6 separate regions of the Homo sapiens genome follow, and all the other regions are linked to region 1. Evidence: chromatin loops called from intact Hi-C (ENCODE). Cell type or tissue: OCI-LY7. All regions are shown on one strand. Region 1 overlaps MSI2 (musashi RNA binding protein 2). Region 2 overlaps MSI2 (musashi RNA binding protein 2). Region 3 overlaps MSI2 (musashi RNA binding protein 2). Region 4 overlaps MSI2 (musashi RNA binding protein 2). Region 5 has its middle 5.6 kb from the start of CCDC182. Region 6 overlaps MSI2 (musashi RNA binding protein 2).

Region 1 (4,000 bases):
AGGATCGAGAATAGCTGCCGAAGACAAACGCCCCTTTTAAGTGCTATCAGTGCATGGGAGAGGGGGCTTGCAGAACTGTTCTTAGAGCTTGGGTTTGGTGGCTCCGGCTGGCAGCAGGAAGCAGTGGTTGTCAAGGCCTTACGGCAGCTAGCCTGGGGAGGACAGCATCCCAGGCGACCTTCAGGATCAGTGCAAGCACAGATCTCCTTGACGGACACCCCCGTTTGGGACTTGTTCTTCTCCTTTGTTAACAAAAGTGCTTAAGAAGTAAAAATTGAGTTAGTATAGGAAACCTGAAGTAAATAATGCTGGCTTCAGCTATATGCAAGCTGTTCCTCACACACTGTGCTTTTCATTGTTTAAAATAGCAAGGTTTGGATTTGGGGGGGTCACAGGGAAAGAACACGATGTCTCTTTTACTTTTGTTTTTGTTTTGCCTCTTTTTACCTTTTCTTTTCCAAAAGTAATTTTTGGGACAGAATCAGAAGTGAAGCAAAAATCCAAACGAGCTCTCCGTTTTCTTAATACCTGTCTCCCCTTGTCTTTTTCTGTCAGGTTTGAAGCCGGGCTGGAAAATGTTGGAGATTTTCAGCCTGGGGAAGAGTCGAGGTTCAGGACATTTTTCCTTTTCCTAGGAAAACTCAGAGCAGGGTTAGACAGTTCGCACATCCAAGACCAACACGCATAGGCACACACGTAGCCCTCTGTCTAGGGCCTGATTCAGTCTGCATTCGAGAGTGTTCTGAATGAGAGCACTGTGTTGGCGTCTTCCACACCAGCCTCACTTCACAGGAGAATTTTTCAGGAGCCATTTTTCTATTAAACTCAAGAGCAGAAATTGATGGGGGGATGGGTGCTCTCTGGAGATGTAATTTGAATTTATTTATTTTAATGATTAAAGAGAAAGAATGGTTATTATTCACATGAATGACCTTCTCCCGGTGCTTTTTTGAAAGGAGTTGTGTTGGTTTATTCAAAGTGGCTTAGAACTCACATAATGGCTTACTTCTGTGGAGCTTTCTGAATGAAGCCATGAACTGGGAGGGAATCAAAGTCCCCTTATTTCAGTGCCGGGAGGTAAATGGATAGGGGACAAAAGGAGCAATATTATGTCTCAGACTAAATAAGGTCTCCAGATCAGGGGCTGAACCTGCCCCGGCTCCATCCTGAATTCTTCCTGTGCGGGTAGGTCCTCACTGGACTCACCTGGGCTGGAGAATCAGCTTGGCCACAGACTCCTGGCTTGGTGTGAGCCTCGGGGATTGCTGCCGGAGGGAGGGCGGAGGTCTGTAGGTGGAGAGGTAGGTTCAGGTGGGTGGAGAAGGCACACAGACCGCCGTCTGGGATGAGGTTGCTATTGGATTGGAAATTGCTGTTCAGCCGAGGGTAGAAATCAGGTGCCTGATGTGTGCCAGTTGCTGCATGACGTCTGCCGAGCCCCAGGTGCACCCATGGGGTCATGCATGTACACACACTGGTGTTCCCACACCCCCCTCTTCCTGCACTGCCATGCCCCACCGCCCTTCCCCCACCCACTGCTGAAGTCTTAGCTTTCAAGTGCAGGTGTTGAGGTTAATAACAAGAAGTATCCCAGTTGGCCATTTGCATATGAGACTTCTCACTGGGTTCTAAAGGTGGGAAGGAAGGGATTTAAAAAGATCACGGGCGTGAAAGCTGGAAACAGTGGCGTCCATTGCTTGGGGCAAGGATTGACTAGAGGTGATTTTATGTGCTGACCGCTCCTGTAGAAAGAGAAGCTTAGGCAGATGTCATGCCCTGCCTGTGCCCACCCAACCTTTCTCCCCCTGGCTGGAGCACTCACTCCAAGCCAATAGCCCAGCTTCCCTGGATCCCTCAGCTCCAAAGGGTTGCCTCCTACTCCACTTGCTGCATAGAGGGGTTTTCTGGAACAGAGAATGTGCTGGACCTAGAGCCCCTCGTCCTGGGGCTCAAGGACCCAGCTCATGTGACCTTCAGCAGGTCTCTCCTGCTGCTGCCCCAGGACTGGCCACACACCAGGGCTCTGTCCCCCGACTTCCTCACTAGACCCTCAGGCCATCTGGTCGTGAGGTTTTTACTGCTAACGGGACAGAGTAACGCACATAACCCATGGGGGAGTTGCAGCGGTCTAATTGAAGTTCAGAGTGATGTTCACTGGTCTGTAATTCCTGACTCCCTTCCTGAGAGAGTCCTGGGAACTGAGCTTGGCTTTCTGCCTGCTGCTTGTCTCTGATTATGGAGACCAGCCAGCACCCCCCAACCCAGCCCCCCACTCACTGCCCTGCTGCATCCAGCCCCTGGGTCTTCCACCTCCTGGCACGCTCTAGCCTAGGCCTGAAGTAGCAGGGCCAGACGCTAGGTGTCGCCGTCCTGGACCTGCCTCCATCCCCGGAGGTCTTGGCTCATGGGCTTTCTTGATCTCTGAGTGTCTTTTTTAATCCCTATTGCCCAGCAACGGCTTCCTTGGTTAGAGACAGTCTGGCAAGTTTCCTCTGGTTCAAACTTACGTTTGAAGTTTTTCTACAACCAGAAGGTGATTCTCTGGCTTCTGAGCTTCACCCAACCCTCTCTGAGCCCCAACATGGGGGAACACTGGTCTCTTCTTTCTGTGACTGGTCATCTTTTACAGCTTTGATTCATGCTCTTAGTTTCCAGTTTTATATGTGCTTAAGCATTATAAGACACCTCAGTATTTTTAGGAAATAAGTGGGGACATAAATATAAACAACCCGGAAATCACTGCCCCTAGAATTCACAGAGTGGAAGAACCAAGCTTTTTAGGGCTGATGTGGCGTGGGCTGGGAGACTTCTCTTTTGAGAGGCTGATACTGGTCTTTGAATGAACTCTTTACCCCACCAAAAGTAGAAAAAGGATTCCAGTGACTTCAGAAATTTTTGTTGTTGTTTTGAGAATGTTGGCACCACTGGGAATAATGAGAGACGCCTGGCCTATTCAAAAGTGGCATCAGAAACCTCAGTGTTGGAAATGCAGCCTTTGGTTGTCCATCCCCGCAGCTAGAGCATGAGCCCCCCAAGGCCAGACTCGAGGGCTCAGCGCTTCAGTTGAGTAGTCCTGATTGAACTAGGCTCATGGGCACAGAGCACTGGACTGGGGACCATAGTGGATGCCAAGGCTCGACCAGTGCAAAATCAGCCCAAACTGAAAGCTGTTTGGGAAGGCAGAATGAATGTATCATCTTTCACTCGGCAATTTTTCAAAATTCAGCCACAGGTCTTCCTGGACCCCTAGCCAGGTTTTGATTTTCTAGGCTGGGATGAAAGATGAAAGAGACGTTTATTTGGTGGGAGGGGGATTGGGACATTGAGCTGCTTTTAAATGATGTTAAGAATCCCATTCTTCTCCCTGCTTTCCCACTTCTGCCCTGGTGTTGACTTTGAAAAACCTTCCAAGACAGGCTGAGGCTAAGGAGATGGGGGAGCTTTCCTGAGCAGCTTTCTGAGGTCCGTTTTTTTCTTTTGAAATAGACTGGAAATCTATCTCGGCTCTGAATCATCCTTCGATTCTCATCGCGGAGGGGCAGAGAGGAGGGTGCACGGGCAGCCCAGCTCATGTGCCTTTGTGGCCATCCCTCCTCCTGGCCAAGAGATAACCGGTTGTTTTTGAAAGTCCTGTGTTTATCGCGAGAGAGCAGTGTGGTCAGAGAGGCGGTGAGGAAAGAGCCGGCAGCCCTTCTGTGATGGATGGGTAGCCGACTTTTCTTGTGAAGCAAAGGCAGCCCACAAGTTTGTCTCTTTCAAGAGAAGAAATTTAAAGCAAAGCTCCAGAGAGAGAAGTTTTTTCAGTCTGGTCCTTCATGTAGGCTTAACAATTCTAGGAGGGCCCTGAAAATGGCAGAGACCTCAATTCTCCCCTCCCTCCCTGCCCCTTTATGGGCTCCCTAACTAGAGAGGTTTGCAAAGCTTAAGGGGATTAATGCTCTTTAAACCTCTGCACTCCTTCCTGCTCCTCATGGGATCCGGGTGCTAATAAAGATGTACT
Region 2 (4,000 bases), 53 kb after region 1:
CCAGTCTGGTGCTCTTGGCACCACTCCATACTCCCTCTATGGTCAAACAGAGACCAGATTTCCGAAGATCTCCCAGAGGAAGCTCTCAGTGCCAGAGACTGCTCCCGCCCCTCACCATGCCCTACCCCTCTGGGTGCAGGCCTTGGAGCATTGCTTGCAGAAGACACGTGAGGCATGCATCTCTTGGGGTAAAGGGCTCGATTCTCCTGAGTGAGGTGCACGTGTCCTTGTCCCCAAGTCGGGACCTGCTGGGTCACTTAGAGGCACCAAGAGAGCCTTGGAACCTGAGCCTGAATCCCAGGTCCACCGCTGGTGATTCTGTAACCACAGGCGAGTGCCCTACCTGTCTGCACCAGTTTGCTCCTGTGGGAAATCAGAAGGTTGAGGATGGCTGCCTTTTGCAGCTTATATAAAGCTCTGCTTTGATACCTGGAGGTCTCGGCCTGTTCTGTTGTAGGGTATGTAATTGGGTAGCCTTGAAGGAATCAGCCCTTGATAACTTCACGTTTCCCCCACTGGGCCTAAGCCAGGGGCCAGCAAATTTTCTGTAACGGGCCAGAGAGTCTCTGTCACATCTACTCAGCCCTGCCATTGTAGCACAAACACAGTCCAGGCAATATATAAATGAAGGGGCGTGGCTGTGTTCAAATAAAGCTTATTTGCAAAAACTCATGGCAGCTGGGTTTGGCCTGCTGGCCACAGTTTGTTGACTCCTGGACTAAACTAATCTAGCTCAGAGCAGGCCCAGTCAGGGTGCTCCTTGTCTACAGGGGTCCAATGAAAGGCATTTAGCCAAATGGTCAGCCAGTTTCACTATTGAGCACACATTATTAGGGGCAGAGTAGAAAGGGGGTGCCCCAAACAGGCACACGAGTTTGGGGATAGCAGCCTGTGGAAAGTATCAGTGCCTTCATTCTTTGGGGGAGCCCCCAGGTGGGGAGTGACACAATGGTCAGAACAGGGTGCTGTCAACCAGGGCGGCCTTCCTGGTAGAGGGTGCCTCAAGTCCTCAGTGCTGAACCCCCTTCCACTTCCCAGCTTTGTGGCCTTGGGCAAGTTACTTCTGTGTTTCGGCTCTGTGGTTCCCCTTTCTATAAAACAGGTTGTGGTAGTGCCTACCTCGGAGAGTGCTGTGACTTAAGACTTGTAAGGGGTTTGGAACAGAGCCAGGCCATGGCACGCTCTCTATCAGAGTGATAGATTTTTTCACCACTGTCGTCATTGTCATCATTCTTAGAATTATTTTACTGAGCAAATAAAGAGTTAGCAGGTAAGGAGGTCCTCAGCAGATTATAAGTCAGTAAAATGCAAGTGGTGCGGGACCTGGGCAGGACTGGGTCCCGAGCCTGCGGGGCAGGGATGGAGAGTATGAGGTGGGCACTCTCAGTGCCTCTGGGGATGGTCCTAGGAAAGGAGGTGGTGCACCTCCCAAAGCAGGAGGAACCAAGAGATGTGATTGTCTAGGTCCTGGAAAAGCTGAGTCCCACTCTTCACCTGACTCATTCTTTAAGAAGGTTCCAGAAAAATCCACTTCTAAGAGCAAAGCCTACTGAGATCTTAGGCCTGCTACCCTTCAGCCCAGGGCATACCTGGGGGATTGACTCGGAACAGGGGATTCTGGGGAAGGAAGGGCAGAAGGATAAGAAGGGAGGAGGGTCCTGAGCTGTCCTCTTGGACTCAGGGCTGCGGTGCTGTGACCAGCCCATCCATGGAGGCCAGCCGCAGGCTAGGGTCGGCTTCTGGGCCCTGCCACCTGGCAAGGTGCCCAGTGATTGGCTCACCCCCCCACTCCTTCCAGCTGCTCCTCCTCAGCCCTGAAGACAACTCAGTCGGGAACCAGCCCAAAAGTGGTGGGTGTATTTGTGTGTGGGGAGGGGGGCGGGTAATGTGGGTGGAATTAACTAGGCTTCTGTATTCACAATCCTATTTGTAGCATCATTCTCACTCGTAAGCTAATTTTAGCCATCCATTCTGCTTCTGTTGCCATTTATAAAATGAGAATGTCAAATGCAATATTAAACAAGCAGGATGAAGGCAAAAAAGGAAATGCCAGAGAGGCATTTAATAAATGAATCTGGTGTTTACGTGGGAGAGGGAGAGATCCTGCCCCCCACGCATCACACACGCAAGCGCGTGCACATGCTGTTTGTGTACAGGCTGTGTTAATGAGAGCAGAGTGATTAGTGTGTTGGGGGAGGCCGGGTGGTTCGGTGGTAAATGTTTGTTGCTCTTTAGGCAGAAGTAATTTGGCCTGCAGGGAGTGGCCTCCCAGTTGCCTGAGTGGTTCGCTTGCCCTTCATCTGTCCTCTGGCGATGTCAGTGTAGGCAGGGCCAGGGAGGGCAGTGGTCTGTCTCCTCAGTATCTCAGCACCCAGTGCCTCTGGGCTTTTCTGAACGTGCTGCCACCAGCGTCCCCGTACTCCACCCCCAGGGCGCAGGGTCATGAGAGGGGAGCATGGAGACCACTAGGAGGGGCTGCCCCCCCTTCTCTTCTGCCTCTTCCCCGCGCAGAAGGCAGGGCATGAACAGTCTGCGCCCGTATGCAGCTGCAGAGACCAAGCCCAGAGTAGCGTGGCTCTTGCCTGGACTCTTGCCAATTTCTCTTCTAGTTTCACTCTAGTTTCCCCAGGGCCTGGGAGTTCTGTCCCTGGTTCTTCCTTTGCCCTCTTCTTTCAGCTGCCTCTGCCTAGAAAAGAAGGCTCAAGCCATACCTTTTATTTTCTCCCTCTTTTAAATAAATGAAGTTAGGCCCCACGCAGGGCCTCTGGCCCAGCCCACCGTGCCCTGGGGTAAGCACTCCTCCAGCCTTGTGGCGGAACCTGAGCACCTGCTGGAGGCTGAGGTTTCTTTCCACTTTGAAATGCCCTTGCAGGTTCCCAGAAATGAAAAGGAGGACAGCTGCTGCTGCCACCATCAGCTTTTTCCCCAAATAGTGCGGCCTGGGAAGCTCTCTTTGCACATCCTGCTGATGAAAGCAGGGAGATGGGACCTACCTGGCCGACAGGTGCAGGGAGGGTTAGGGAGAAAGGCAATGACTGTGTGCTAAGAATCTGCTGTGCTGGGGAGGCTGCTGCTCTCTCTCTTCCTCTTCACTCCCCATTCTGGGATTTCAGTGAACACAGATGTGACCTGACTTCATCACCTTCAAAGGCACTCACCTAGGCTCCATGTGGAGAGGGCAAGGTGTGACTCAACCAACTTTATCCAGTGCAAGCACTTTGTAGGATTAGCTCCGAGAGCCCTATGGGGTAGGCACAGCTGTCACTGTTTTAGAGATGAGAAAATTGAGGTGCAAAGAAGTTAGTCAGCTGGTCTCAGCTCAGAGAGCCGGCAAGTGGAACAGAGATTTAAAGCCAGGAGCCTTAGCCCTAGGCTAGACTGCCGTATAACAGACTAGGAGGCACCCACTCTCAGATCTGGGCAGGGTGGGGGCTGCAGTTATTGGGGTACATCTCAGGTGATATTGGGGACCAGCTCCTCTCTACCCATTGCCCAGATTCTGAGGACCTCTGAGGGAAGAGCCACATCTCAGCCACATTCATTTCTGTGTCCACACCCAGCCGCTGCTTGGTAAATAGTAGATGCTTAATGTTTATTTTTGGTTTATGACCTATTTTACTTTGCCATCACTGATTGTAATAAAACACTGAGCAGAGGAAACAATGGATGAAATTAATTCTGGAAGTGGTAAGGAGATCAGTTGTGGAAGCTAGCATCGGGAAAGGCTTTGTGAACTAGACGCAGATAGGCCTTGAGGGTTGGGTGGAGAGTGTGGGGAAGGGCTGTGTGAGGTGGGGTGATGGGGGGGGGTGGCTGGCAGCCAGAGACCCAGAGGAGGGAGCAGGGGTTTTGAAGCTGGGGGTCTATGATTGGATTCTGACTGTGCTTTGTGACCTTGGGCAAGTCATTCCTTAGAACTTCTGTGTCCTTTTCTGCTGTAACTACGAGGCGGGTAAGGCCATCGCACAGAGGAAATGAGGCTCCATGCAATGAGGGAGTT
Region 3 (4,000 bases), 290 kb before region 1:
AGGTGGGGGTGCGTGGGGGGCAACTTTTGCTCCTCATTCAGCCTTAGGTCTCACTCCTGGTTGCTTTCAATGGTGTCACATTTTCTTGTTTGTTTTTCTCCCTCTTTGTCTCCTTTCAGAGGCTTCGGTTTCGTCACGTTCGCAGACCCAGCAAGTGTAGATAAAGTATTAGGTCAGCCCCACCATGAGTTAGATTCCAAGACGGTAGGTTGCTTTTTGTTGTTGTTGTTCGCCCCTTTTCAGGAACGATCTGGGCATTGACAGCCCCATTTAAAGGGACAGTGCCTTCTTTTGCTTCTGTGCTAGAACTGGGTAGTTTTAAACTGAGCTAGCGAGTTGGCTCAAAAGTTTGCTGCTGTGGCTGGCTTTGGGGTTTTCTTTTTAGAGCCTGTCCCATTGCAGCTTCAGAGGCTGCCAAGGTTAGGCTTGGGGAGGAGAGGGTTCGGCTCCTGGAGAGTCTGCCTTCCCGGCCTGGGGACTGTGCAGAGAAACTCCACCAGAGAGCAAATGCAACTTTTCTTTGTCAGCCAAGCACAGCACGCGTTACCAACTGTGGCTGTGGGGATCAGCTTTGAGAAGGCACAGCCTGCTTTGTGGCCAAGGGGGACAGCAGTGGGAAGGAGGGGAGAGGGCGCTAATTACAGGTCCAGGCAACAGGTTTCTCTTGGGGCACTTGGGATTTGGAATGTGCTTTGGGAAGGGAAGGGGACGCTGGCGGAGCTGAGCTGGGCATCCACTGGGGTGACTCCAGATGGCATGAAATCTAAGGCTGATAAGGCCTGGGGGTTTCAAAGTGATTTTTTTTTCCTTCCTTTTCTTTCTCAGATCCTTTCATTTGAGTATGGGTACTTTTATACATCACAAGTTTTAAAAATCCAGAGTAGAAGGGGGAAGAGTCTCCAGGCAGAGGTCAGAAGGGGAAGGGAAGAAAGAGTGTCTGTATATAACAATACATTTAATGGGAGGGGGAGTGTGCAGTGTTTTATTTAGCCCCTGTGTGGGCTTCCTGCCTCTCCTCCCTTCCCTTTATGTCTACCAGAGTTTCCCCACGGTTTTTATTAATATATATCTGCCCCAAACAGAGGCCTTAAGATGACATTGGGCTGTAGTGCTGGGTTGCATGGAACTTCACTCCTCTGTGATGGGGTAGTGGGACAAGGCCAGAAATGGGGCTCTACTTCCATCCGCCTCTTATGAAAGTGAGCAAGACATTCCCTACCTCTGGGTCTCAATTTCCTCTTCTGTAAAATAAGTGGACCAAGGTGATCTTTCAAGCCCCTTTTGGCTTTAACATTGAATGGAAGAGAAGGAAAGCAAATAAAGAAACCTGGCAACCTTCGGTGCACTTGAATTGATTTTGCAAATTCACCCTCTTTCTCTGATCAAAGAGATCAGGAATGCGTGCCTTCTCCTAAGAAAGAAACCCACCTACACTCTTAGTTGCTTTATTAATTGTCCTGGACTTGTCATAGCTTGCATGCAGCCCAGCCTTTTGTACTTTTAGATAATTTAATTTCAGAAATGATTTGTAGGATGATAACAGATGTCTGAAAAATTTTTCTCTCCTTGATTTCGTGGCTAGCCATTTCAAAAAGCTAGTGAAATTAAAGAGGAAAATCTTTTCAAGGCAAATTTGGGAATTTATCATCCACCCCCTCTTGCTACCTGGGTGGGAGAAACAGTATTTGGTTTCTGTGGTGGCTGGTGGGTCATATTCCTCTGTATCAGGTGCAAAGCCTGCAGTTTCCCTCTCTGATTGTTTATAGACATGTTTTGGTCACTATTATTTAGTGTAACCTAGCTTTTGACTTTGTTTCAACGTTCAGTGCAGGAGGCAGAAGCGGTTGGTTTATTGACATGGAAACGAGGATCTTGTTTACTGTTACCTTAAAAGCTTTGTTTAGGTAACGGCCATTCACATCCAAAATAGTACCCTAGTCTTTTCCTAGAGGACTTGTAGATACAGTAAGTAGAGCTGTACCTAACTAACTAATGTTTTAATTTTTGGTAGTTTTCTTTTTTGTTTGTTTTTTAAAAAATAGTTGACAGGGATGTGCAAAAGGTTGGGATTTGCCATGCTTAACTTGACCCTTCCTCTCCTTCAGAGATCTCAGCGTGTAAACTTTGCACACTGAGGAACTTCGATCATGATATAATGCTCTGATACGGCCACACACCATCCAGGAGTTCTGAATTGGCTTTTTCGTTTTGTGATTTAAATTTTCTTTAGTACTTCACTTTCTTCATTGCACCTTACTTCTTCCAGCTCCTGGCACCTCCCTCAACATACCCCACACCTGTTACCCCATAAACAAGGTGATTTCTGATTGCAATTGTGTGCCGGCCAACTAAAAAAAACACCCTCTGGGGAGTATTTATAAAAAGACACCTCTGTCTTACGTACGTCAACAGAATGGAAAATCCACACCTGTTGTATTTCTCTTGTAGACAAGCGCTAGTCAGTGCTGGACACACCTGTAGATGCAGTAATGTTAATCTTTATGAAAGGGTAGTTTTCTAGATCAGAGATTTTTGTCTATTTTAGTTTTTGAAAAGTAATCTCTCATTTCTCAGGTGATGTTTAAAGGTAGGGAATGCAATGCAGACTTTTATTAGGTCTTTAAGCCCCCGTAATAACAGCAGGAAATCCTCATATGTCTTTCTGGCTGGGACCCTAGGTGATGTAAGTCAGGGAACAAATGAACTATCCTCCGTGCTTCCCACTCCCCACCCCCACCTCCCTACTTTCCTCCACAGCATTACTCTTTTCTCCCCTGCTCCTTCTCATGGCAGAAGTGAAAACAAAGCTCAGATTTACTTTTTAAAAGGAAAACATTTTAATATGAAAGCCAAAGCCTGGAAATAAATAACTGGTAGCATGTTTATACTATCTGTGTTACATTTTTACCCAAAGATTTGTGACATTTAGAAATTCAATGAAAACCGACAACGGGAATATTTTCACATTTCTTTCCTCCTCTTTTTATCTGTGCAGTCACTTTTTTCCTCCCTCACATCAGCCTGTTAGATTCACATGCTTCCAGGAGAACTGTTCTGAGCTGTACAGCTAGACCCTGATTGAGCATCATGCGTTTTGCAAGTGTGTGATTTGGACTGGAGGATGTTTTTCCACTCGGATTGAGGTTGGGGTAGGGGAATTCCCTACTTGTTGCACTAGATTCTGACTACTTCTTGTATTCAGTAACTTTTTTTTTTTTTTGGTGCCCTCCCCATGATGGGATTTCTTTTCTAATTTGGGTTTAGGTTGCTTATAGATTTTTACTCCCTGTTGTTTTTAAAATCCAGGTGGATTTAGCTCACATGCTTCATTTTCTTTACTTCAAAAAATTATTTTTTATCTTTTGAGGTATAGCTACAGAACAGATGATCTTTTTGGTTAATCCTGGGTAACTTTACTTTTGCTAAAATGAATTAATTAACTCAAGCAGAGCACTGTGTTGGATGTCTGTGGGGAGTTTTTGGATGTTGTTGATTTAAAAAATTTTTGGAAGCTCCTTTCCCTCCTGTGTTGTTTAGTTATCATCAGGGAGAAGAAATACCATCCAATTACCTACTGCTAGAGAATACTTACATTTAATTTTCAGGTTATGATTTTTTTCCCAATGATAATGATGCTCCCATCTTTTCTCCCAGCCACGCATAGCAAATTAGATGTAGATACCATTTAATATTCAGTGTCTGGAAGAAGAAGCCCTTGCCTAAATAAGAATTACATGAGATCTGGTTTATTAAGAGCATCACACACTGAAATGCATGGTGGGTCATTTCAGAAAGGCTAGCTAGCTATGTTAGTTACCTGATCTGTTGGAGGGATGGTTAAAGTTGAGATCAAAGTTTAAGAAACTTTTGAGTTGCCTGAGAAGTTACTAAAAGCTGGATTATAAGCCTGAGAAATGAGTGATTAATAATTAGGTGATTAATCATATATTTTTTCCTTAAAGTACTTTATTGACTCCTGCTTTTCTATTTTTTTTCCCAG
Region 4 (4,000 bases), 120 kb after region 1:
GTAATAATTCAATTTTCAGGCCTTAGAGCCAGAGGTGCCCCCCTCATTGACCTGGCTCTAGCTTTTTGCCTCAGGTCCAGTGACATCACTTAGGGACAACACAGAAATTATTGGACTAGACTTCCATACCTTTTCTAGACCCACAGTGAGGCTGTTCTGACTACCACCACTTCCCTACCCTCCATGCCTAATTCCACTCTCAGCCCAGCCCCTTGTCACTGCAGTTGGGCAGAGCCACATGCTGGCCAGACAGCAGGCATCTCTCCCGTCTTGCTTTAGAACCCTAAGGGAAAGGTGCCCAGTAGCTTTGGGTCCAACCCTTACAGGTGAGAGTCTAAGCCTGCAGCATCTGTCTCTGTTAAGATCTCCAGGATAAGATTCTTGGGCTTTCCTAGGTCAGCCATCAGAGTATTTTATTGATGGGCAGGAAGTTTCTCCTTTTATCCAATGTGAAATACCACCAACTTTCATTCAAGTGCATCTCCTCTTGCCGTCCTCGGTGAGATCGGTGTCCTTGCTTTTCTGGTCCCCATTCCCAGGAGTCCTTTCTTCAGGCCCAAGATGATTAAATGCACCAAATGGATAAATTGGGTTTTTTGTCAATCACCTCCTGATTCATATGGCAAGTGAATTGCATTTTCCTATGTCAGATTTTCCTAAATCTGCATGTGGTACCTGCCTTATTGGCCTCTGCATACATAACTATTTCAGAAATAGGGTGTATTTGTTTTAAACTTGACAAGTTACAGAGCTCTGTCTCTTTTTCATTCTTGAAGCAGTCCCATGAGTCAGATTGAATAAGGAAAGCATCACTCACTTGCTACAGATGAGGACTTGGGCTTGTGAGTGGCTTCTTAGCCCAAGGCACCTGACTGTAAGAGCAGAGCTGGGGTCACAGTCAGGTCTTCTGCCTCTGAGTCCAGTACTCCCTTTCCTTACATCATTGCTGCCTCTCTGTGGGTGCCACCTTGACTGGGAAAGCCCAGAGGATATTGGAGAGTGAGGATGAGGGGCAAAGAGGAACCTGCCATGGATGCTGCTGATGAAATGAACCTGATCACCGCAATGAGCCCCCAAACTGCCATCCTAGAGCAGGGCTTGTCCCAAGCCACTTAATGCTCATAGCTCCTGCTGCAAAAATGCCAAGACGTTTGCAAGACGTTGTCCTCTTCTGGGACAGGAGTCATAATATCCAATTTATAAACCTCAGCACTGTTTATTTATTCAACAAAGTGTGCTCCCTGTCCCCGCCCCCTCACACGCACACCCTAGCTGAGCAGTAGACAAGGTGCCCTTGCCCACTAAGAGCCATGTCCCATCCTCTCTTCCCAAGCTGATCCTGGTATATGGGACCAATTCTGGCCCCCCAAAATAAGTCTCCGTGCCTGGGGAAAGGCACCGTTCGCTTAGAAGGATCACTGAGAATTGACTGGAGAATGACTTCCACAGAAAGCACCCTCAGGTGAGAGATTTGGCTTCATGCCTTCCCCCACCCCCCAACCCCACTCCCCACCTCTCCTCTTAGAGGGAGACGGGTTCTCAAATGACCCCCTTTCCTGCGTAGCCAGCCAGTGTTCAGTTTGTGGAGTTACGCTGAGTTTGCAAAAGAAGAAAATTGCTTTGTCCCTAATGCCTTCCCACTGTCAGACAGCAGGAACAGCTACTGACAAGTTTATGTGCCGAGTGGCAGTCCCCATTCTCTCCTAAGCAGCCAGAGCCGTTGCTTTTTATGAGTCTTCTCAAAGATGCATGGGTTTCCAGATGGCTCGTTCGGGGACTTTAACATGCTTTCTGGAGCCTGGTTCTTCTGCTCACAGAGACAGACAGAGAGAAGTGTCGACTGTGGAAAATAGAGGCTCCTCTCTTCCATGCGCCCAGCCCTCAGGGGTGCGGGTTCCACTGCCCAGAAGCCTAGCTAGAGGCGGGACCAGCCAGAACTGGGTGCTTATTGCCTGCTGGCTGCGCCCTCTAGTGGGGACCCAGCAGCCCTGTCTTTCACCCCTGGCTGGGGGACATCTGCAAGGTGACTTTGAGCTGAGGCTCCGGCACCGTGATGAGCAAGTGCGTAATAAAACGGGACTTGGGATTTGAAAGCTGCATTCTAATACAGTGTCTTCTCCACGGTGATTTTAGTGTCATTTGATGGAGGAGGACTGAGCAAGGAGGGGTAATATAGACCTAAGATGAGCTGCTTATTGTGAAATTCCCTTCAGGCCGACTCAGAAACCACAGGCCTCCCCACACACAGGAATGGGAGCGGTTGCCAAGGATGGGCATAATACCAACAGCCCTTTTGTCTTCTATCTAAGCCTGCAGAAGGGGGTATTTCTGAACAGCACCCTTCTGTGGGCATGCTACATCCTGTCTCCGAGGCTGCTTCTGCTGGCTAGATTAGTCTCTAGGTGGCTCTCCTGCTGGAAGAAACGGAAACCTAAACCTGCCTCTCCCCACCCATTAGTTAGGTGGGCCTGCCCAACACCTTCCTGGGTTCACATCCGGCCAGACAAGAAAGAAGCCAAAAAACTTTCCGTCTACCACTGCGCCTCCTCATGCCCACCCCATCCTATTAGCCTAAAATGGAACGGGCTAATTAGTTTATTTGTATAGGGAGGGGTTTCAGCTGCCTGGACAAAACCAGGAGTCCACTGTCCAAGCTTCTTCTGTTTTCCTGAGCTCAGAAGAAAAAAAGTGTGTTAGACTAAGATAATACCGCCTTTTGAATATCTCGGCTTCATATTTGCCTCCATGAGTGAGAGGGCCAAGTGTTATCTGCAAGTTGAATCTTCTATATTCAAAAATCTCCATCCCTTTTTTCTGCCAGCGCATTCCCAGATCAGCCGTTCACTTGCTCTAAGCCTCTATAATTTATTTTTTTCTTTTCTCTTTAACCTGCTCTTTCCATTGGCCAGTTTATTCATTTCTCAGCTACAGCTTCAGAGGGGCTCACCTTCGGGCTTCCCGCCCCAAGGGCATCTGGAGGCTTCAGTTCTGTTTTCTCTGCTGAGTCAGGAGCCAGGCCCAGCTTGATTTGGTCTCCCGTGTATCTTTGTGTCTCTGTCTCAGTCTCCTGCTAGTGTGCCTTGGGTGCCTCATCAATCTCTTCCCATCCCTGTGACAAGTGGGTGAAAATCAATCCACTTCTGGCTCTTCCAGGCCCACCAGAACTGAGGGCCTCAAATCACAGGCCCCTGGGAAAGGGAGGGGCCAAAGCCAGGAGTGACCCCACCTGCATCGATGTTCTTTGCCTCTGCCATTGAAGGCAACTGGTCATAGGGCAGAGGGGGAGAAGCCAAGGGAGGCAGAAGGGAGAAGTGATTGTTGCAAGGAGCAGCCCTCTGGAGCCAAAGATGTGAAAGTGTGACTCTCAGAATGTCTGGTTCTTTAAGACGGGTTAGCCGTAGCCCAAAGGTAGCCAGCCCAGACTCACCTTGAGGCTTAAAAATCAGTAAGAACTTCCTTTAACAATTAAAAAAATATTGTTTTCCATTTTGGAAAAGAAAATAAAGTTTAAACTACTAAGGAGAAATAAAGGTGAGACAAAATTAACCTGGTTAACTGGTTGACAGGCTGCGGCCCTCATTAGGGTCAGAATGATGGGATTGGGGGGGCCGAGGCAGTGTCACCTTCCGCTGCCCCCCGATCTGCAACCCCACCACTCTCTGGATTTGTGCGTGTCAAGTCCACTCTCTCTGTAGCAAAGGTACATCCTGAGCCTGCTGTTCTCACTCTGGAGTTGACATTGCAGGATAACCAAGAGAAAGCAGGTGTTTTGGTCAGCTATGGTTTAGCTATGAATTGGTTCAGTCGGTATGTTCTGCATTCATACTTCTTTGTCTTTTTTTTTTTTAAACAAAAGGAAAAAAAGTTTAAATCCCCCCTTTCCTTCTCCTGCAGGAGGTGAGTGTGTGGGTGTCCTGTAGAACCATTGGCTTCCACCCCAGCTCTGGCCCCAGCCTCCAGGTTTACCATTCCCCCCCATCCCTCCCTCCATCCCCTTCTC
Region 5 (4,000 bases), 190 kb after region 1:
ACCAGCACCAGGGGCTACCTGGCTACCTGGTCATGATGCTGCTGTTTGCTCCATCAGACATCTCTTCCAGCCCTGGAGGGGCTTGGGGTTTGATCTCCCTGTGGCAGTCAGTTCTATCCCTTATCTCCCTGATGAAGGGGAGTCAAGCACACATTTGGGCACAAAAGAATGTCTTGCACACCCTGCCAAGCTCCTGAGACCTCTTGGAGATAGTGAAGGTCAATCAAGTTCTAGATCTCCAGTTCTGATCCATTTATCATTTATGACATGCCTTCTATGGCCCAGTCTCTAATTCAGGCACCTTTTACATCTATAACCTAGATAGTTTCTGGAGCCCATGTGGCTTCAGAATGTCCATAAACTAAAAATAATTTAAAATAATCGCAGTCTATATTTGTATCACTCAATATTAAATGGGATTTGAATGATAAATCATAACATCATTTATTTTTCTCACTGTATATTTGAATTTACACTTTATTTTATAAACAGTTTTGTTTTTGTTTCTTGAAACAGAATCTTGCTCTGTCGCCCAGGCTGGAGTGAAGTGGTGCCATCTCGGCTCACTGCAACCTCCACCTCCACGGTTCAAGTGATTCTTGGGCCTCAGCCTCCCAAGCAGTTGGGATTACAGGTGTGCACCACCATGCTCAACTAATTTTTTTCTATTTTTAGTAGGGATGGGGTTTCGCCATGTTGCTCAGGCTGGTCTCAAACTCCCGGCCTCAGGTGATCCACCTGCCTCGGCCTCCCAAAGTGCTGGGATTACAGGTGTGAACTACCACACCTGGCCAATATGTTGTTCTTTTTATTGCCAAATAACATTCCATTGTATGAACATACCACATTTTGTCTATTCATCAGTTGATGGATATTTGAGTTGTTTTCACTTTTAGGCTATTATGAATGATGCTACCATGAACACTCACATACCAATTTTTATGTGGAGATGTGTTATTATTTGCATTGGGTATATACCTACGAGTGGAATTGCTGGGTCATAGGGTAACTCTGTGTTTATCATGTTGAGAAACTGCCCAACTGTTTTCCAAGATGTCTGCACCATTTTACATTCCCATCAGCAATGGGTTCCCATTTCTCTGTATCATCACCAACACTTGTTATTGTCTAGTCTTTTGATAGTAGCCATATTAGTAGGAGTAAAATGGTATTGCATTGTGGTTTTGACTTACATTTCACTAGTGTCTAAGGATACTGAGTATCTTTTTGCGTGCTTGTTGATCATTTGTCTATTTTCTTGGGAGAAATGTCTATTCAGATCCTTTGCTAGCTTTTCAGTTGAGTTATCTTTTTATTAAGTTGTAAAAAAGTTCTTTCTCTTTTTTTAGGATACAAGTCTCTTGCCAGATAAATGATTTGTAAATATCTTCTTCCGTTCTGTGGGTTGCCTTTTTCACTTTCTTAATGGTACCATTTGCAGAACAAAAGTTTTTAATCTTGATGAAGTCCCATTTATCTATTTTTTCTTTAGTTGCTTGTTCCTTTTGTGTCATATCTAAGATTTGCTCCCATGCTTTCTTCTAAGATTTTATAATTCTAGCTCCTATACACATCACTTCTTAATGCCTTCCTTCCCCTAAGCCATTGGCCTCCCCTCATCTCTTCTATACTTCTGCTGTCCAACCTCATTCTCAGGACTCATTCTCAACTACGCACTGAAAAGACTTCTCTCTGAAAATCTAAGCCTGCCAGGTTTTCTTTCTTACGTTTCTCCATCTCCTTGTTTCCTTCTAGTTGTGTCTATTTTTTCTTTCCCATGAATAAATCTCAGCCCTTTCTGAAACAAGACCCTTAGCTTCCCCTCTTTAGTTCTGCATCAAAAAAGTCTAAAACTTGGGCTGGCTCTCTTAGATGACTAGGAATAGAAGATTGCAATCTCTTATAATTTAATATATTTCCTTTCAGCACTGTTGTACATGCCTTATCTCAATTACCTCTTAAACAAGCCTAGGAAGTTGGCCCCACAAATCCCAATTTGCAAGTGGGAAAACAGAGGCCTTGGTGTGACAGAGATGTTTGTTAGTTAAAGGATCACATCTTAAATAGAAACCTAAGAAGCTGCAGAGTTAGAATCTGTACTTGGAATTTCTGACCACAGGCTCAGTGCTCTGCCACAAAATGCTGCCTTTGCCCAGAGATTTCCACTCAGCTGCTCTCAAAGGTCATATTGATAAACACCACTCACACAAACAGGCACAGATGATGCCACCACCTCCTGTTCTATTCAACATATGTTCCCTGAGCAGCTACTCCTTGCTGGGCATTCATTGTGAGCCACATTCACTTCTGAAGCAGCCAAAAAGAGGAGAATAGGAGAGGAGATGGACAAACCCTTGTGTACCTCTTTGCCTTCTCACCTCTACTCTGGAAGACTTGCCACATCTGCTGCATGAGCCACACCCAATACATCTGGACCCTGGGAAAGTCACTCTAGACTGACACCTGGTGTCAAAAAAAAACATGCCCAAGGCTCACTGCTCTTAGCACTGGGCGGATTACTAAATGGATTGGGTCAGATCAAGAGGCAAAGCTCTGCATGTGGAATGAAGCCAATGCCCAAATCCAAACCCTTGCTTCCCAGCCACACTGCACAACTCTGCCTAGCCATGCTCCTCCCTGAGCGCTCTCTTCTTCCCAGCACTAAGTATCAATTAAATAGACAAGGCTGAAGTTGTGCCAACTGGGTGAGTTCCCTCCCCTAGCCACACACGTTTGCTTTCCTGCATCTCAGCTACCTTGCTGCTCACCCCAGCATCCCAGCTTGCAGTAGACACAGGACTTGGGGTCCCAGGGAGGACTCCCTTGTCTGCAAGTGGTTTTCATAAGATGGAGCCATATGTCTAGGATCTCAGCAGCCCTCTGATTGCTGTGGATGCTGAGGGGGAGCAAGCAGAGCCTTGCAGCTTATAGAAAACCTTTGAGAACCAACGGCTATTAGCATGGAGAAAACCATCTGTTATTTTTGTCTTCTATTTGTCTTAGAATTTCAGGGAAAGTGAGCAGTTGGGCTGCTTAACTTTATTGTTCACAGTTGGGAGCAGAAGAGTTGAAATGAGGAACTCCAGCTTCCAAAGCTACAAACCAGATTGTCTCCTCTTGGCTTTATTTTATTTTATTTTATTTTATTATTTTATTTTTTGAGACAAGGTCTTCCTCTGTTGGCCAGGCTGGAGTGCAGTGGCATGATCACAGCTTGCTCTAGCTTTGAACTCCTGGACTCAAGTGATCCTCCTGCCTCAGCCTCCCAAGTAGCTAGGACTACAGACATGCACCGCCACACTCAGCTAATTTTTTTATTTTTGTAGAGTGAGGGTCTCACTATGTTGCCCACGTTGGCCTCGAACTCCTGGCCTCCAGCAATCTTCTCGCCTTGGCCTTCCAAAACACTGGGATTACAGGCATAAGACACCACACCCAGCCTCTCCTTGGCTCTTTAATCCACCATAGGTTTCCTCTGTCCTCCAGGACTAAGGTTGCAGCTGTGAGTTGTGGCCTAATGAGGAATCCCTGGGGTCCCCAGAAGGATCTCAAAGGTTGCTCGGAAAAGGCCTCGCTCTCAAATTTTCTTGCCAGATTGAGGTGGAAGGCAAGGATCTGAGAGTGGGGAGGAGAAATGGACACAAAGACAAGCTCTTCCAGCTGCAGAATGAACAGACCAGCCTCCTCTGGCTAAAAATGACAGCAGAGATGCACTGACCTGGCATGTATGGCCTCTACCATCCTTGTTTCCTGCCTTGAGTTCCTGTGATTTGCCCCACCCACAGCCTCACCTGGATCACCCCACGGTGTGTATTATTTCTAGTGCAGGTGACCAACCATCCTTGCTTTCCCAGGACTGAGAGAGATCTTGGCCTGAGGGACTTTCAGTTTTAACACTAGAACAATCCCAATTAAACTGAACAAGTTGGTTACCCTGGACGGTGTTAACTGATTGCATCTCTAAGAGTGGCTGCCTGTTTTAATGACCAAGGGGTCGCAA
Region 6 (4,000 bases), 78 kb after region 1:
CCTGGGGAGCTGGGCTGCAGGCGGAGTTTCACCCCTGCCTTGTCGTCATGCCTAGACCTGGAGGTCTGGGAGTGTCAGGGTCTGAGATGAATTAGGAAGCAAAGGGAGTGAAGACGCGTCGCTGGAAGATGGCGCCCTGACACTGATGACAGGAGGGCAGAGTGAGGGCTTGGCCTGGTCTTTGCCTCAGACCAAGCATTGGGGCGGGAAGGGTGTAGTTGGAGAGATGAGGAGGCATTTGGGGGCACCTAGAGCCGTGCTCTATGGCAGACAGATCCTTCAACCAGCGGTGGAAGCCCCAAGCTCTTGTCCTGTCTCCGATACCACCTGGCCAAGTGGCCATGGGCGGGTCACTCAGCTTCTAGGGCCTTACTTCTCTCTTTTGGAAAAGGGGGTCTACGAGGAATGGTCTTTGGGGTCTGTGCCCCTCTCCGATTGTGTGGGTCAGAGGGTGCAGGGAAGGCAGGCACAGAAGCAGAAGTCCAAGATGGAGGAGTTTGAGTGCAGGTGGCTCCCCCACCAGTGTCCCCTGGGGCTGGGATGGTTCCCCATCTGGGAGGGGCCTCAACAAGACTCCTCGGCCCGCACTAAGGAAGCCGTCCCCAAAGATGCCCCCCAGCAGCAGGCTGCTTCAGGATGGCCACAGGCTCCCAGACCTGAAGAAAAGAAGGGCACATGCAAGAAGGACCACCACAAGAGAGGCCAGCACTCAACCAGCCACTGTCATTAGACTTTCCCATTTCCAGGCAGAGACCCCCACCAGGCACAGGCACAGAGGTAGAAACTCCTTCTGAAGGGGTCACAGTACGCAAGGGGTAGGACCTGCATTTGGACCAGGCGGTCTGGGCCTTAACTGCCACCCTCCACCATCTCCCTAGTGTCCATTTTTCTGGTACAATAACACTAGCCACAAAGAGCTACTAAAACTTAGGTTTAAATTAAAGTTGGCTGGGTGCGGTGGCTCACGCCTGTAATCCCAACACTTTGGGAGGCCGAGGTGGGAGGATCACTTGAGGTCAGGAGTTCGAGACCCGCCTGGCCAACATGGTGAAACCCCGTCTCTACTAAAAATATAAAAATGAGCCGGGCGTGGTGCCCGGCATCTATAATCCCAGCTACTCGGGAGGCTGAGGCAAGAGAATCACTTGAACCCAGGAGGCAGAGGTTGCAGTGAGCCGAGATCACACCACTATACTCCAGCCTGGATAACAGAGTGAGACTCTGTCTCAAAAATAAGAAGAAGAATAAGAAGAAGTAAAAAGAAAATTTCAGTTCCTTTAGAAACACTGGCCACATTTCAGTGACTCAGTAACCATGTGTGGCAAGTGGCTATTGCCAGCACAGAATGTAGAACAGTCACCGTGGAAATTTCTTACGGGCTGGTGCTGTTCCAGTGCCTAAAGGAAGAGGGCTGTTACTGGGGGGTGCACGGTCCACACACTCACACATGCGCACCACTCCTTCCTGGAGACACCCATGGGGTCAGTGTCCCTGTGCTTCATTCTCTGCCAGTCTTGCTCAGCCCAGAAGCTGGTGGCTTTTCCTCTCACTTCCTCCCCTCGCTTCCCCTCCAGGGGATGACAGGTGCAAAGGCTCACGCATCTCGGCCCTCCAGGTGCAGCACTGATCTGTGCACTCAGCCTGCACAACCTGCTCCCCTCCGTAATCAGGCTGCCATTGCCCCTGAGTGTGATGCTAGTCCCAGGAGGACAGAGTTGAGGGATCTTAACATGGAATAATTGGGAGAGGACATCAATGTGGACCCTATGCTAAGGCCCCTGTCTCATCAGAGGGCCTGCCCCGGGGCCCCCATGAGCTGGCTCAGGAGACATCTAGTAGAACTCTGCCTCCATGGCCTGCATCCCTGGGCCTGCCCCAGGCAGACGGACATGCAGCAGTGACCAGATTGAGGCTGGGCAGAGTGAGATAGGGTCCCCTGGGTGCCCAGCCCTTCACCAAAGCCAAGACTTTGGGAACTGGGGGGGCGGGGGATGGACTGGGCTGCAGGAAGGAGGATAGAGTGGGGTTGGAGTGTTTTTGCCCAGGGCCCATCCGTTTGTCATGGCCACAGTCCCTGCAGCTTAATACAATCAGGTGGGTTTGAATGGGACAGAAATCAGGCATTACAATGTACAGACAGCAGCTTCCTGACCTTTGGGAGTTAGCTGCCCTGTTCTCAACCATCAAACTTTTATTTTTCCATCCTTCCCACCTTCCCACTCACTATGGAAGCCTCTTGATTCTCTTAACTAATGGCCAGAAAGGGGCCACCAGTGGCCACAAGAGTAAGGTTGCCTGCTCTCAGGGAGGGCAAGAGTGGAGTGGCCCTGAACTGGGAAGGGTGGCCCCATGGCTGGGGCCGCCCACCCCACTCATCTGAGAAGCCAGGCTAGGGTCAGAGTCTATTCCCCTCCTGACCCCCTCCCAAAGGATATGCTCCTTGTGGAGTGTTGGGTCTGTGCTTATCCCAGATGCCTCCCCAAGCAGCCAAATGTTTCCAGACACAAAGCCTAGGTAGGTCCATGTGTCATTCCAGTCAAGAGCGCAGGGAGTAGCTGAGCCCCTCTAGAACCAAACTTGATGACTCCTGGAGCCACAGCCTCAGGGCCAGGGCTACAGAGAAGCTTCTGGATGCCCTGACTTCCATCTGTCACCTCATGCCAATAAGGAAAGTTTCGGGTGGATCTGGCCGAGGCGGCTGGGGTACAGAAGGGGGACCCAGAGATGGGGCAGCCCAGCCCTCTGCCCTCTCCTCATCCCCATCAGGTAGATTCTGCGAACCCCTGCCATGCCCCGGGGATCCTGTGACTTCGTGACATTACACAGCAGTCATGTCACCTCCCAACTATCCTGATGTTTTCTTTGTGGTCTTTCTTTTCAGTGTCCTCACTGTATGCCCACTTTACCCACTTCCCACCTCCGGTCCCCCTCATGCTGTGCATGGATCCCGAACCTCTCCCAGCCCCTTTCTGAGTCCCCCTAGCAGGGCCATGCAAGACAGCTAGCTGGGAGAAATGAAAGCACGCCCAGGTCCTAGAGAGCTCCGAGACTCTTCATCCTGGCTGTTCTCACTCATAAACCAGGTAGCCTGGGTCCCCTTTCAGGAAGATGCAATCTGATCCCCTTTATGAAGGGTCCTCCTTTCCACCTGGACTTACCCTTTCTATGAACATCCATCTCATCTGGTTGGGGGTGCAGATATCACTCTTAGTAGAGCCTCATTCTCACCATGTGACATGGGGCTGCACGGACCTTCCTGGGCCACACAGCTGGTGGCAAGTGGCACCTGGCTGTGCCCATCTTCAGAATTCTGTCAGAATAAATGTTCCTAGAGAAGGCTAGACACTGGATAGTTTTTAGAGTGGGGAGTAGTTCTTTTCTAGAAAGGCTGGGTGGTGACCAACCACTCTGGGAACAGCTCCTTCTTCCCACATCCAGGTGTCCACCCCAGCCTGGAATTTGGATCAGGATCCCGTCTTGAATTATTATGGGTTGTGATCAGGGATCTCCCCTGCTTCCTCTCTTTTCCCCACTCTGGACTTCTCATTTCAGTTTAATCTGTTAATTTCTGTTCTTATTTCACTTTGCAGACTATTTGCCGGTTTCACAAGACATAATTTTTATCAACTAGCTCTTAAGAGAGGCATAGCAAAGTGGGGGTTGCTACCATTTCTAGAGAGAGAGGACACAGTCCCGGCCTGGGCTGCCCCCGCTCCAGTCAATGCTCACTGAAAGTCTGTCTTAGCTGCCTGTTTGAATGACTGTTCTTTTTCTCATTTTTAATTCTTGGACTCATGTCCTCATTGCTTCACTCAATTAAAAAAAAATTATTCTCCAGTCCCCTCCCACTTTGCTTCTTGTATGCATTGTGACCGACCCCACTTCCTCAGAATGTAACGGGGCCAGAGGGAAACTTCTCACAAACTTCGTAGAGCCTCCTCAGGGGAAGCTAGGAAGAAGACATCAAATGTTTTTAAGTCATGACCAAACAGGCTTGTTG

The links. Peaks named below come from ENCODE experiments on the same cell type or tissue, not always from the same donor. Only the 100,000 strongest peaks of a DNase experiment are listed, where the experiment ranks them.
Region 2: it touches region 1 in a loop (6-fold over the local background); 5 of 110 quality-filtered maps call a loop at or near these places.
Region 3: it touches region 1 in a loop (5-fold over the local background); 7 of 110 quality-filtered maps call a loop at or near these places.
Region 4: a loop joins it to region 1, with 12 times the contacts of the local background. A loop is called at or near these places in 9 of 110 quality-filtered maps.
Region 5: it touches region 1 in a loop (3-fold over the local background); 2 of 110 quality-filtered maps call a loop at or near these places.
Region 6: a loop joins it to region 1, with 5 times the contacts of the local background. A loop is called at or near these places in 2 of 110 quality-filtered maps.

Annotation. Positions count from the first base shown.
Region 1 is chr17:57,550,127-57,554,126 of GRCh38, forward strand. The region is part of intron 7 of MSI2 (musashi RNA binding protein 2); the gene reads left to right. LOC107984993 (a long non-coding RNA gene) reads left to right here. Exons shown (of 2, transcript XR_001752947.3): 1 at 1-4,000. Among named protein-coding and RNA genes, the nearest start is that of MSI2-AS1, 56 kb to the right of the region's middle. RefSeq lists an enhancer at 2,063-2,282. In OCI-LY7, CTCF peaks have their summits at 2,327 and 2,541; DNase peaks (open chromatin) are centred at 95, 1,515, 2,085, 2,395 and 1 weaker place; H3K4me3 peaks cover 3,348 bases; H3K27ac peaks cover 4,000 bases.
Region 2 is chr17:57,603,095-57,607,094 of GRCh38, forward strand. All of the region lies in intron 8 of MSI2 (musashi RNA binding protein 2), which reads left to right. MSI2-AS1 (MSI2 antisense RNA 1) reads right to left here. Exons shown (of 3, transcript NR_110807.1): 2 at 3,159-3,264. Among named protein-coding and RNA genes, the nearest start is that of MSI2-AS1, 3.3 kb to the right of the region's middle. RefSeq lists enhancers at 1-465, 2,120-3,015, 3,045-3,294. In OCI-LY7, a CTCF peak has its summit at 2,443; DNase peaks (open chromatin) are centred at 677, 1,097, 2,557 and 3,247; H3K4me3 peaks cover 2,872 bases; H3K27ac peaks cover 3,870 bases.
Region 3 is chr17:57,258,151-57,262,150 of GRCh38, forward strand. MSI2 (musashi RNA binding protein 2) reads left to right here. Exons shown (of 14, transcript NM_138962.4): 4 at 120-204. Among named protein-coding and RNA genes, the nearest start is that of MSI2, 3.6 kb to the left of the region's middle. RefSeq lists enhancers at 536-625, 1,612-2,135. In OCI-LY7, no CTCF peak of the experiment used is centred here; DNase peaks (open chromatin) are centred at 241 and 2,391; H3K4me3 peaks cover 3,520 bases; H3K27ac peaks cover 3,392 bases.
Region 4 is chr17:57,670,113-57,674,112 of GRCh38, forward strand. All of the region lies in intron 11 of MSI2 (musashi RNA binding protein 2), which reads left to right. Among named protein-coding and RNA genes, the nearest start is that of MSI2-AS1, 64 kb to the left of the region's middle. In OCI-LY7, CTCF peaks have their summits at 1,986 (motif pointing left) and 2,190; DNase peaks (open chromatin) are centred at 1,969 and 2,409; H3K4me3 peaks cover 405 bases; H3K27ac peaks cover 779 bases.
Region 5 is chr17:57,737,659-57,741,658 of GRCh38, forward strand. No RefSeq gene overlaps it. Among named protein-coding and RNA genes, the nearest start is that of CCDC182, 5.6 kb to the right of the region's middle. In OCI-LY7, CTCF peaks have their summits at 2,486 (motif pointing left) and 2,686; a DNase peak (open chromatin) is centred at 2,463.
Region 6 is chr17:57,628,201-57,632,200 of GRCh38, forward strand. All of the region lies in intron 10 of MSI2 (musashi RNA binding protein 2), which reads left to right. Among named protein-coding and RNA genes, the nearest start is that of MSI2-AS1, 22 kb to the left of the region's middle. RefSeq lists an enhancer at 1,627-1,726. In OCI-LY7, no CTCF peak of the experiment used is centred here; a DNase peak (open chromatin) is centred at 1,551; H3K4me3 peaks cover 1,202 bases; H3K27ac peaks cover 2,236 bases.